Linked DNA regions of Homo sapiens: region 1 is linked to region 2. A link is a contact called in ENCODE Hi-C or POLR2A ChIA-PET data. All regions are on one chromosome and are shown on one strand. Each heading gives the region's core, a stretch centred on a gene start or an enhancer-like site at or near the end of the contact. The rest is flanking DNA. Distances are from core to core; before and after follow the strand shown.

The links. Hi-C counts contacts between places; a loop is a spot of excess contacts on that map. ChIA-PET counts read pairs that join two places held with the same protein, here RNA polymerase II (POLR2A). Pooled maps may share reads with other maps.
Region 1: a map of heart right ventricle shows a loop between it and region 2 (2.1-fold over the local background). The contact joins the promoter of SPMIP8 here to the enhancer-like site in region 2. A Hi-C loop is called at or near these places in 6 of 168 maps with a recorded cell type or tissue (Right ventricle myocardium inferior, adrenal gland, astrocyte of the cerebellum and 3 more) and 3 of 50 pooled maps. POLR2A ChIA-PET finds 5 or more read pairs at or near these places in 8 of 52 experiments (BJ, H1, K562 and 4 more).

Annotation. Positions count from the first base shown.
Region 1 is chr16:57,974,271-57,978,953 of GRCh38, forward strand. SPMIP8 (sperm microtubule inner protein 8) reads left to right here and starts at 2,274. Exons shown (of 8, transcript NM_199456.3): 1 at 2,274-2,364; 2 at 3,545-3,769. The coding sequence starts at 3,547.
Region 2 is chr16:57,936,696-57,941,378 of GRCh38, forward strand. It overlaps CNGB1 (cyclic nucleotide gated channel subunit beta 1), which reads right to left. Exons shown (of 33, transcript NM_001297.5): 15 at 3,539-3,626; 16 at 2,735-2,897. Among named protein-coding and RNA genes, the nearest start is that of CNGB1, 32 kb to the right of the region's middle. RefSeq lists enhancers at 2,108-2,935, 2,936-3,763. Within about 2 kb of position 2,701, at least 5 of the 41 ENCODE cell types and tissues checked have a DNase peak (open chromatin) inside an H3K27ac peak, as active enhancers do.

The DNA of each region.
Region 1 (4,683 bases), core at 1,024-3,523, 37 kb after region 2:
ATAAAATTCACCCATGGTAAGTATACAACTCAATGACTTTTATATTACTTATTATTTATTTATTTATTTAAGACAGGGTGTCACTCTATCACCCAGGCTGGAGTGCAGTGGCGTGATCATAGCTCACCGCAGCCTCGACCTTCTGAGCTGAAGTGATTATCCCACCTCAGCCTCCCAAGTAGCTGTGACCACAGGCACATGCCACCATGCCCATTTAATTTTCATATTTTTTGTAGAGACAGGGTTTCGCCATGTTTCCCAGGCTGGTCTCGAACTCCCGGGCTCAAGCAATCCACCCACTCGGGGTTCCCAAAGGGCTGGAATTACAGGCGTGAGCCACCGCCCCGGCCTAACTCATGATTTTTAACACATTGACTGAACTGTGCAACTCTTGCCACATCTGGTTTTAGAACATTCCCGTTGCCCCAGTAAGACCCCTCACACCAGATGATAACCACTCTTCATTCGTACACCCCAGTCCCAGGCAACCACACATCTGCTTTCTGCGTCTATAGATTTGTCTTTCCTGGACATTTTATATAAATGGGTCATACAATATGTGAGTTTTCACATCTGGCTTCTTTGATGTAGCGTAATGTTTTATGAGGTTCATCCACCTCGTAGCTTGTATCAGAACTTCATTTCTTTTCATTGCCCAAGAGTATTGCATGGTATAGACGCACCACAGTTTATCCACTCATCAGTGGACACAGGTTGTTTCCACTTTTTGGCGATACATCATGTTGCTATGAACATTTGTGTGCAAGTCTTTGTGAAGATATATACTTTTTTTTTTTTGAGACGAAGTCTTGCTCTTGCCGCCCAGACTGGAGTGCGATGCTGCGATCTCGGCTCACTGCAACCTCCGCCTCCCAGGTTCAAGCGATTCTCCTGCCTCAGCGTCCTGAGTAGCTGGGATTACAGGCTTGCACCACCACGCCCAGCTAATTTTTGTGTTTTCAGTAGAGACAGGTTTTCACCATGTTGGCCAGGCTGGTCTCAAACTCCCAACCTCAAGTGATCTGCTCACCTCAGCCTCCCAAAGTGCTGGGATTACAGGTGTGAGCCATCGTGCCTCACAATATACTTTCATTTCTCTTGGGAAGCCTCCTGGGGTAGAATCTTCCAGATGACCCAATCATATGGTACATTTCTGTTTCATTTTTTAAGAAACTGATAAACTGTTTTAAAAGTAGTACTCCATGTCTTGACCAGGGTGGGTGGTAGTTATACGGGGTCTCATTTTGTAAATTATTAGTTACATTAGATATTTATTCACTTTCTGTATTTCTTCTATTTTATAACTTTAAAAGAGTCAAGAAATAAATTGGGGGTGGGGTGGTGAGTGGAGTCAACTCTGGGAAGGTTTTTTGTAAGGGGTAGCAGTTAGGAATGCTGTTCTGGAAGCTGTATGGAGCACTGGAGGAGGAGCAACTGGGGAAACAAATCCTACAAGAATTTCACAGGAGGGGCTCCAAGACCCATCAGGTTCAGCCCCTGGGCAGGTATATGCAAAAGCACATGCCAATATATGCAAATAAGTTAGGATCTCCTGGGGTTTCCTCACCTTGGGGGTCTGTCTCTAATGGTTGTGACCAGGATGGTGGGCAGGCCCCAGGGCTTTGGGGTGCTGGCCTTGGGCACTCACAGCCTGGCTTTTCTGGGAGCCTGCAGTCCTGCAGGGGCTGAGGGTGGAGTATCATCTGCTAATCCCTGGCCTGCTGAGTCCACCACTCTCCCTGATCCCCTCACGCTTACCCTGGATACTGGCCACAGCTAATCTCCACTCCTGGAGACTCAAGGGCTGGCAGACAGTGCAGTGCCCTCTTCCCTGAGGGTTCCAGGGAGGGGAGATCCCTCTCAGCATCCAGATCCTCCTAACGGCAGATCCTAGAGTCCTTGCCTAACACAGAGGAGAGCCTTGAGTCCCAGAGAGAGGCGGTAATTAGCCCAGGATTACACAGCCTGCAGTGGGCTCAGTAGCCATTTCTGGCCTGCCTTGGCCTGACTACCTCCAGGGAACCCCAGCTCCCCATCTGACATTTCCCAAGATGCCTGGCCTGTGCTAAGGCCTGGGAGACCACAGCCTTCAGGAAGGCTGGAAGGGAGTGGCCAGAGCACAGGAATTCTGGCACAGGCTCTTGTTAGAGCCTGTAGTTGCCAGGGTTGCTAAGGAGTGGGTGCCTCAGAATCAGGCTGCAATGGGCATTGTCTGTGCACAATGTTCCTTTATTCTGCTGCTGTCCATAATAAGGGCTCGTCCACCTCCCTTCCTCTTCTGCCCATTGAGCAGTCAAAGAACTGAAAGTCCTTATAAGCCTGTGCACCTGGGCCTGGGCCCTACAGATAAGGTAGCTGCTATTGGTGAGTCAGAAGCAGGGAGCCCTTGCTCTCTTCCCCATATCCGTGATCCCCCTCCCTGTCCCTCCCCAGGCAGTCACATCCCCTAAGGCAGCTTCCCCATGCCTTGTCACCATGCCCCCTCCCTGCTCCTCCATGATCTAAGGTCCTCTCTCCTCCTGCCACCCTAGCTTCCACCTCCACCTCTCACCTCTAACTCAGGGTCAGGAAGAAAGCAAGCTGTCTCAACAAATTCTCACTAAAGTGTAAATGACTGAAAGGCTCCTGGGACTATCTGCTTTTTAAAGGGAGGCACTGGGTATCCAGTAATGCTTTTCTAGTTTAAATATATCATGTTGCTCCCCTTCCTGAAAATCTTTCTGAGTCAATCTGTAGAATTTTGGGTAAATAGCTAGGGCAAGTCCATAATTATTCACCCAGAGGTATACGGCATACTAAGCTACATTCTGAACCCGCTTGCTGCTGCACTTTCCTGCTTATTATTTAAGAATAGACTCGCCAGGCAAGGTGGCTCACACCTGTAATCCCAGCACTTTGAGAGGCTGAGGCGGGTGGATCACTTGAGGTCAGGAGTTCGAGACCAGCCTGGCCAACACAGTGAAACCCCGTCTCTACTAAAAATACAAAAACTAGTCACATGTGGTGGTGGATGCCTATAATCCCAGTTCCTCAGGAGGCTGAGGCAGGAGAATCACTTGAACCCAGGAGACAGAGGTTGCATTGAGCCAAGATGGCGCCACTGTACTTCAGTCTGAGCAGAAGAGTGAGACTGTCTCAAAAAAAAAAAAAAAAAGAAAAGAAAGAAAGAAAAAAAAACGAATAGACTCAAATACCACCTCTTTTAGACCATTCCTTGAATGTCCTAACCCCAGCCTCCCCAGAAACACACACTCTGTACTGACCTCCCTCACAGCCATGGCACAATGTGAGTGTGTGTGTGTGTGTGTGTGTGTGTATGTGTGTGTTGGAAGGGGAGTGGGAGGGTTGTCTCTGTTATCTTCTGTTATCTGAATGTTCCTGCCACCTCATGCTGAGCTCCAGAAAAATGGCCTGGCACACAGTAGGTGCTAAATAAATGTTTGGCAAGTAGACATCGGCACTGGCCAAGGTTGTTTTCATGCAGAGAAGGGTGTCTGGCCAGCATGAGCCCAGGGTGAGCCCCTTAGAACCCTCTGCCCCCCAGCTATGGCCCGCATCATTGACCTGGTGCCCTGGGACGATGGCTCCACACATGTGTATGCCTCCCCGGCCATCCTGCTTCCCATGGAGCGGCAGCGCAACCAGCTGGCGGGCGTGAAGCAGCAGCTCTACCACCCAGCCCTGCCCACCCTGCGCCACATGGACAGGGACACCGTCAAGGCCTGCCTTCCTGATGAGCACTGCCAGTCCACCACCTACTGCCGCAAAGGTTAGGACACCAGTGTAGGATCCCCTTTGGGGAAGGGGCAGATGGTTTCAGGAAAGAGGGAGACAGATGCAAGGATGAAAGAGGCCAGTCCCAGCTCTGCTGCTCCCTGCCCAGGACACTTTGGCCAGGTCTGAGCCTCTGTTTACTGCTCAGTACAATGAGGATAATTGACAAGGCCTACCTCAAAGTGTTGTTGTGGGGTTAGAAGGAGATAAGGCACAAAAAACACTTAGAGGCTGGGCGCAGTCCCAGCACTTTGGGAGGCCAAGGCAGGCTGATAACCTGAGGTCAGGAGTTTGAGACCAGCCTGGTCAACATGGTGAAACCCCATCTCTACTAAAAATACAAAACTTAACCAGGCGTGGTGGCAGGCACCTGTAATCCCAGCTACTTGGGAGGCTGAGGCATGAGAATTGCTTAAACCTGGGAGGCGGAGGTTGCAGTGAGCCGAGATCACATCACTGCACTCCAGCCTGGGCAACAAGAGTGAGTCTCCGTCTCAAAAAAAAAAGCACTTAGAGTAGTGCCTGGCACATAATATGTGCTCAAAAAGTATTGCTGATGCCATTGTTGTTATTGTTGTTTTGTTTTTTGAAGACAGTGTCTTACTCTGTCGCCCAGGCTGGAGTGCAGTAGCATGATCACAGCTCACTGCAACCTCGACCTCCCAGGCTCAAATGATCCTCCCATCTCAGCCTCCCGAATAGCTGGGACCACAGATACGTGCCACCCTGCCCTGCTGATTTTAAAAAATTATTTGTAGAGACAGGGTCTCCCTATGTTGCCTAGCCTGGTCTCAACTCCTGGGTTCAAACGATCCTCCTGCCTTGGCCTCCCAAAGTGCTGAGATTACAGGCATGAGCCACTGTGCCTAGCCTGTTGTAATTAATGGAGAGAGAACTGGGCAGAGGTTG
Region 2 (4,683 bases), core at 1,451-3,950:
GCACAAGAATTGCTGGGAGGCAGAGGTTGCAGTGAACTGAGATCATGTCACTGCATTCCAGCCTGGGTGACAGAGAGAGACTCTGTCTCAAAAAACAAACAAACAAAAAAAAAACAAAAGAAAAGAGAGAAAGAGGAAGAGAAAGAGAGAGAAAAAAATAAATGAATTGCTAATTGTGGTGGAATTTTAGGCAGGAAGAGAAGGGGGCTACAACCCCTCAAGTCACTATCACAAAGCAGGATGAAGGTATTGATCGGCAGAGGAAAAGGAGATGGTTTTCCATAAGCAACTAGTGGTCCACACTATGACCACAGCACCCAGGCAGGAAGACAGCCCCAGCCATGCAGAAGCACACGCCACAGATATGAGAATGCTGGGTGGGCAAGATCGTGCTACCTAGTTGGCGGATGGAGCTCCTGGTCTCCTTGGCGAAGCTGGAGTTGGACAAGCTGGTTCTCCGGGAGGTGAGGACAGGGATGCGGGTGATTGGGATGCGGTAGCTGGGCACATTAGGGAGATGCTCTACCAGGTTTTGGAGGGCAGAGGCAGAGGCCACCTGGCCAGGTATCTGGTCCTGGACTAGGCAATTCAGCTCCATGTTCTGACATGGTGTAGCCATGGTGCTGGGGCCAGAGAGTCTCAGGCAGAGGAGTGACCCTGGGGACTGCAATTAGGAGCACAGAGTTGGAGGAGACAATAGGTGGGGGTCCTCCCACCAGCCTAACACGACCAGCCTGGTGCCTACCTGCATTTTCAGCAGTGCTACCCAAAGCCAGAAGCATCGCTCTTGTCCCTGGAGTTCAACGTCTAATGTGTCATCAGGTCATGTGGCTGGCCCACCCAGGAGCACCGAGGGACAGCCCAGGAGGCCCCCAACTTCCCATGCTCCCTCCACTTACCAACCACCGGCAGCATTTCCCAAAAATATTAGAATCAAAGAACCCAGAACTCACAGAATCTCAGATTCTTAGACCCAAGAAACCCAGGACTCGAACATTCTTAGCCTGGTAGAATTTTCCAGTCCAAAGCAGCCCTGGAGGTCAACTAATTTCACTTCCAACCAGAAGCAGTAACTCTTCCTATGGCCCTGGTTCCCCAACTGGGCTGTGCATTGGAATCACCTGGGAAGGTTTGACAATTTCTGTTACCCAGGCCCATTCCCAGAGATTCTGACTTAATGGCTGGGATGAGGCCTGGCAGCAGGAATTTTTAAATCTCCCCAGGTGATTCCAATGGGCTGTCAGGTTTGAGGACCAGGGCTCAAGGCTATTGCCCCTCAAACACAAATGTGCAGACAAATCACCAGGAGATCTTGTTACCACGAGGAGTCTGATTTAGCAGGTCTGGATCGCGGCCCAAGTTACTCATTTCTAACCAGCTCCTGGGTTACGCCAAAGCTGCTGGGTCTAGGTCCATACTTTTGAGTGCAAATGGCTATGCCTCAGCATTTCTCAGAGTGTGGGTCCCAGACCACCTGCTTCCAAATCACCTGGGAAGGGGCAGAACCCACCCCACTGAACCAAGCCTGCACCTGTTTGCTCCTGGTCTTTTTCATCCATGTGGGGACCCAGCCCCAGGCCTGGACTTAGTAGGAATTCCTATAAATATGTGTTGAAGTTAACAGAGAACACTTTTCAAAGACCAAGTAGGGAGCAAGCTCAGGATACCCAGGGTTAGGACACTTGGGTCCAGTCCCATTTCAACCACTCGCTGGCCGAGACACATCCTCGTCCCAATATTGACTCCTCCCTCAGTGCCAGCCACAGTTTGGGGTGCCTTGGACACATTGTCTCCCCTACTCTGCCCAGCAACCTGTGAGCTAGGTACTATTATTGCCCCTTTTTTCTTGATTTGGAAGTCATGGTTCAGACAGGTCACAGAACTGGCTCTGGGTCACACAGCAAGGAAGAGAGAAAGGAGCCAGGAGTGAAATGCAGGTCTGTGCCTTGACCTCTTGGCCAAATCCGCACACACAGAGCCTCAGTTTTCTCATCTGTAAAATGGTCTGTCTGCCTCACAGAGCGGCTGAAGACCCATTGCGTGGGGAATGTGGAGTGTAAGGCACGCAACACCTGCCGGCCAGGGGTTGGGTCCCACCTGTCCCAGCTCCAGGGTCCAGCTGTTGCTGGACTCCTTGGGACTCTTTCTCCGCCATTGCTTGAGTTCTCAGGATTGAGGGCAGGGTGGTAAATCACAGCAAAATGTATGTGCTGGGTACAGCTGGAGATCAGGAAAAGCTCATAAAGAGACATGGAGTCCAGGACACTCTGTTAGGAAGTTCTGGTTCCAGTTTTCACTCAGCTATGTGATGTCTGAGCCAAACCCTCACTGGGCGGTAGCCCAAGAGCTGCATCCTCATTGAGCGGAAGTGGCAGGAGAGGCTGGCAGGAGGGACTGGCTGGGAGGGGCTGGTTAGGAGGGGCCTGCAGGAGGGGCTGGCAGGGAGAGGCTGGAAGGAAGGAGTTGGCTGGGATCGGGATTTCCCCGGCGCCACTGGGAGTCCTGGGCCTCAGTGAAATTCCTTAGAACCTTTGAGATGTATCAGTAGGCTCTGATAATGTGGCCCCAAGACACCAAGGATGGGATTTTCCTGAAGACAGGGTGGCTGAGGGGGCAATGGGGGGAAGGAGATGGAGGGAGAGGAGGAGGGGTTGCCCCTGCACGAAGGCTGCCTCCAGCCTAAAAGGACCTCAGACATTCTTGCGCAACCCATCACCACCACCACCACACCTACCTCCTGAACTGGCAGCCTCGGCCTCAGCCTCAGGCTCCTCCTTGGTCTCCGCCCAGTCCTGGGGCTCCTTTTCAGCCTCCTCTTCAGCCACCTCCTCGGCCTCCTCCTTGGCCTTCTCTTCAGCCTCCTTCTTGGCCTCCTCCCCAACTTCCTCCCACAGCTTCTGCAGAGAATAAAGTGAAAACAGAAACTGTGACCATCAGCCCCCAGCCCTAGTCTCAGCAGCTCCTGTTAGATCTGCCTTCAGAAGTCCACATGGGCCCAGTTCTGCTTCTTGCCCTGCCCAGCCAGTCAGGTCCTGCCAGCCCACCTTCTGGGCATCCTGGGAGTAGCCTACAACCTGTAGAGGGCAGTGCACCCAGGACCTACGGGTCCTAACAGCTGGACGTGTCACCTGTGATGAGGGACACTCGCAGCCTGGCACATGGGGGAACAAAGCATCGACAGCACCACTCTTCACAGTGTGCAAGCCCTTTTGGGTCCTCCTACAGGCCCAAGGGAGGCGTCTGTAGCCCCCTCGTGCACAGGTGGCCACTGGGACCCAGAGTGGGGAGGCGACTTGCCCCAAGCCAGGCACCCACAGGAGGACTCGAGCTGGGTCCACCCGTCTCCCCACCCACGGCCTGGGCCGCTATCTGACCCCTGCCAAGAGGGGGCCTCGCAGGACCCGCCACCCTGCTCCCTCTGTCCTGCGGGCATCTTACCAGCCAAAACTCCCCCTGTAAGCAAAGTGGACAAGGTCCCCATCCTTCCACCAATGCCAAGCCAGGCCTCAGAGGTGCCAGTGCCTGGTGCTTCTCATACCTGATCTGAAGTGCTCTGGGGCCGGGTCCCGTCTTCTTCACTCTGGCCCACGCCCACCTGCGACACCACACAGCTATCCAGCAGCACCCTGTGACCCGGGGCGGGGTGGGGAGGATAAAAGGACTGGGTTAGGGTGTTAAAGGTTTCCCCAGCCCTGCTGAGGGCCACGCTCTGTGCCAGGAGCGGAGGGTACAGAGATGCCCAAGAACCAGTCTCAACCTCAGGAGCCTCCAGGGCAGTGTCCTACTAACAATCACCCCATCTGAGACATGCACTCAGCAAGGCACTGTGAAGGACATGCCACAACTCTGCTAGGAAGGAGGGCTTCCTAGAGGAGGTGGCCTGTAAGCTGAGCCTCCAGGATGATGATTTTACCACAAAGAATGGTGGGGAGGAAAAGGTTGTCCAGGAAATGAGAACAACATGTGCGAGAAATGCATGGAGGACGGTTGGAGGAGCTGTCATCTGGGGTCTCCCAGTCTCCAGGCAATCTTGGTGATGGGTAGAGCATGACAAAAGTGAGGCCCAGAGAGGTGAAGTGACCTGGCAAAATCACACAGCAAATTGTCCCAAACCACACAAACCTCAAACCCAGGCCCTGGTTCTTCCCATGCCATGAGATCAGAGCCACTGCAACTGCTGAAGTTTTCATGGGTGCCGGGCCCAAGCAGCAGGCATACATAAGTGATAGGGCCAGGGGTGAGGGTGCAGTGGGCAGGGAGGGCTGTGGCAAATTAGCGAACCCATGTCCATTTGAAGGCAGCAACCCCACTCCGCTGGAAAAGGGGGCCCAGGTGGCCAGATCATTCCATTTTCAAACAGAGCCTGAAATATATGTTTCTAAGGTAAAGTTGTCTGATATTTAGATGCTGATAATTCAAATTAATATATCTTTATTAATATGTAGTAGCCAAAAGAGCCCATCTCCAGGCTAAATTAGATGTCCGTGTGCGACCTCTGGGTTAAAATGATGACTCAGGACCAGGGACTAATGTGATTTTTGTAGTTAGGATTAGTTCCTGCTTCCTAACACCCCCTCCCCACCCCTCAGACTCCTGTCATCCAGGGGTTCACAGAGGATGCTCTGGGGTGTCTGCCACCCAGGAAACTTGAATGCATCATTCTCTACCCAGAGGGCCAAGTCT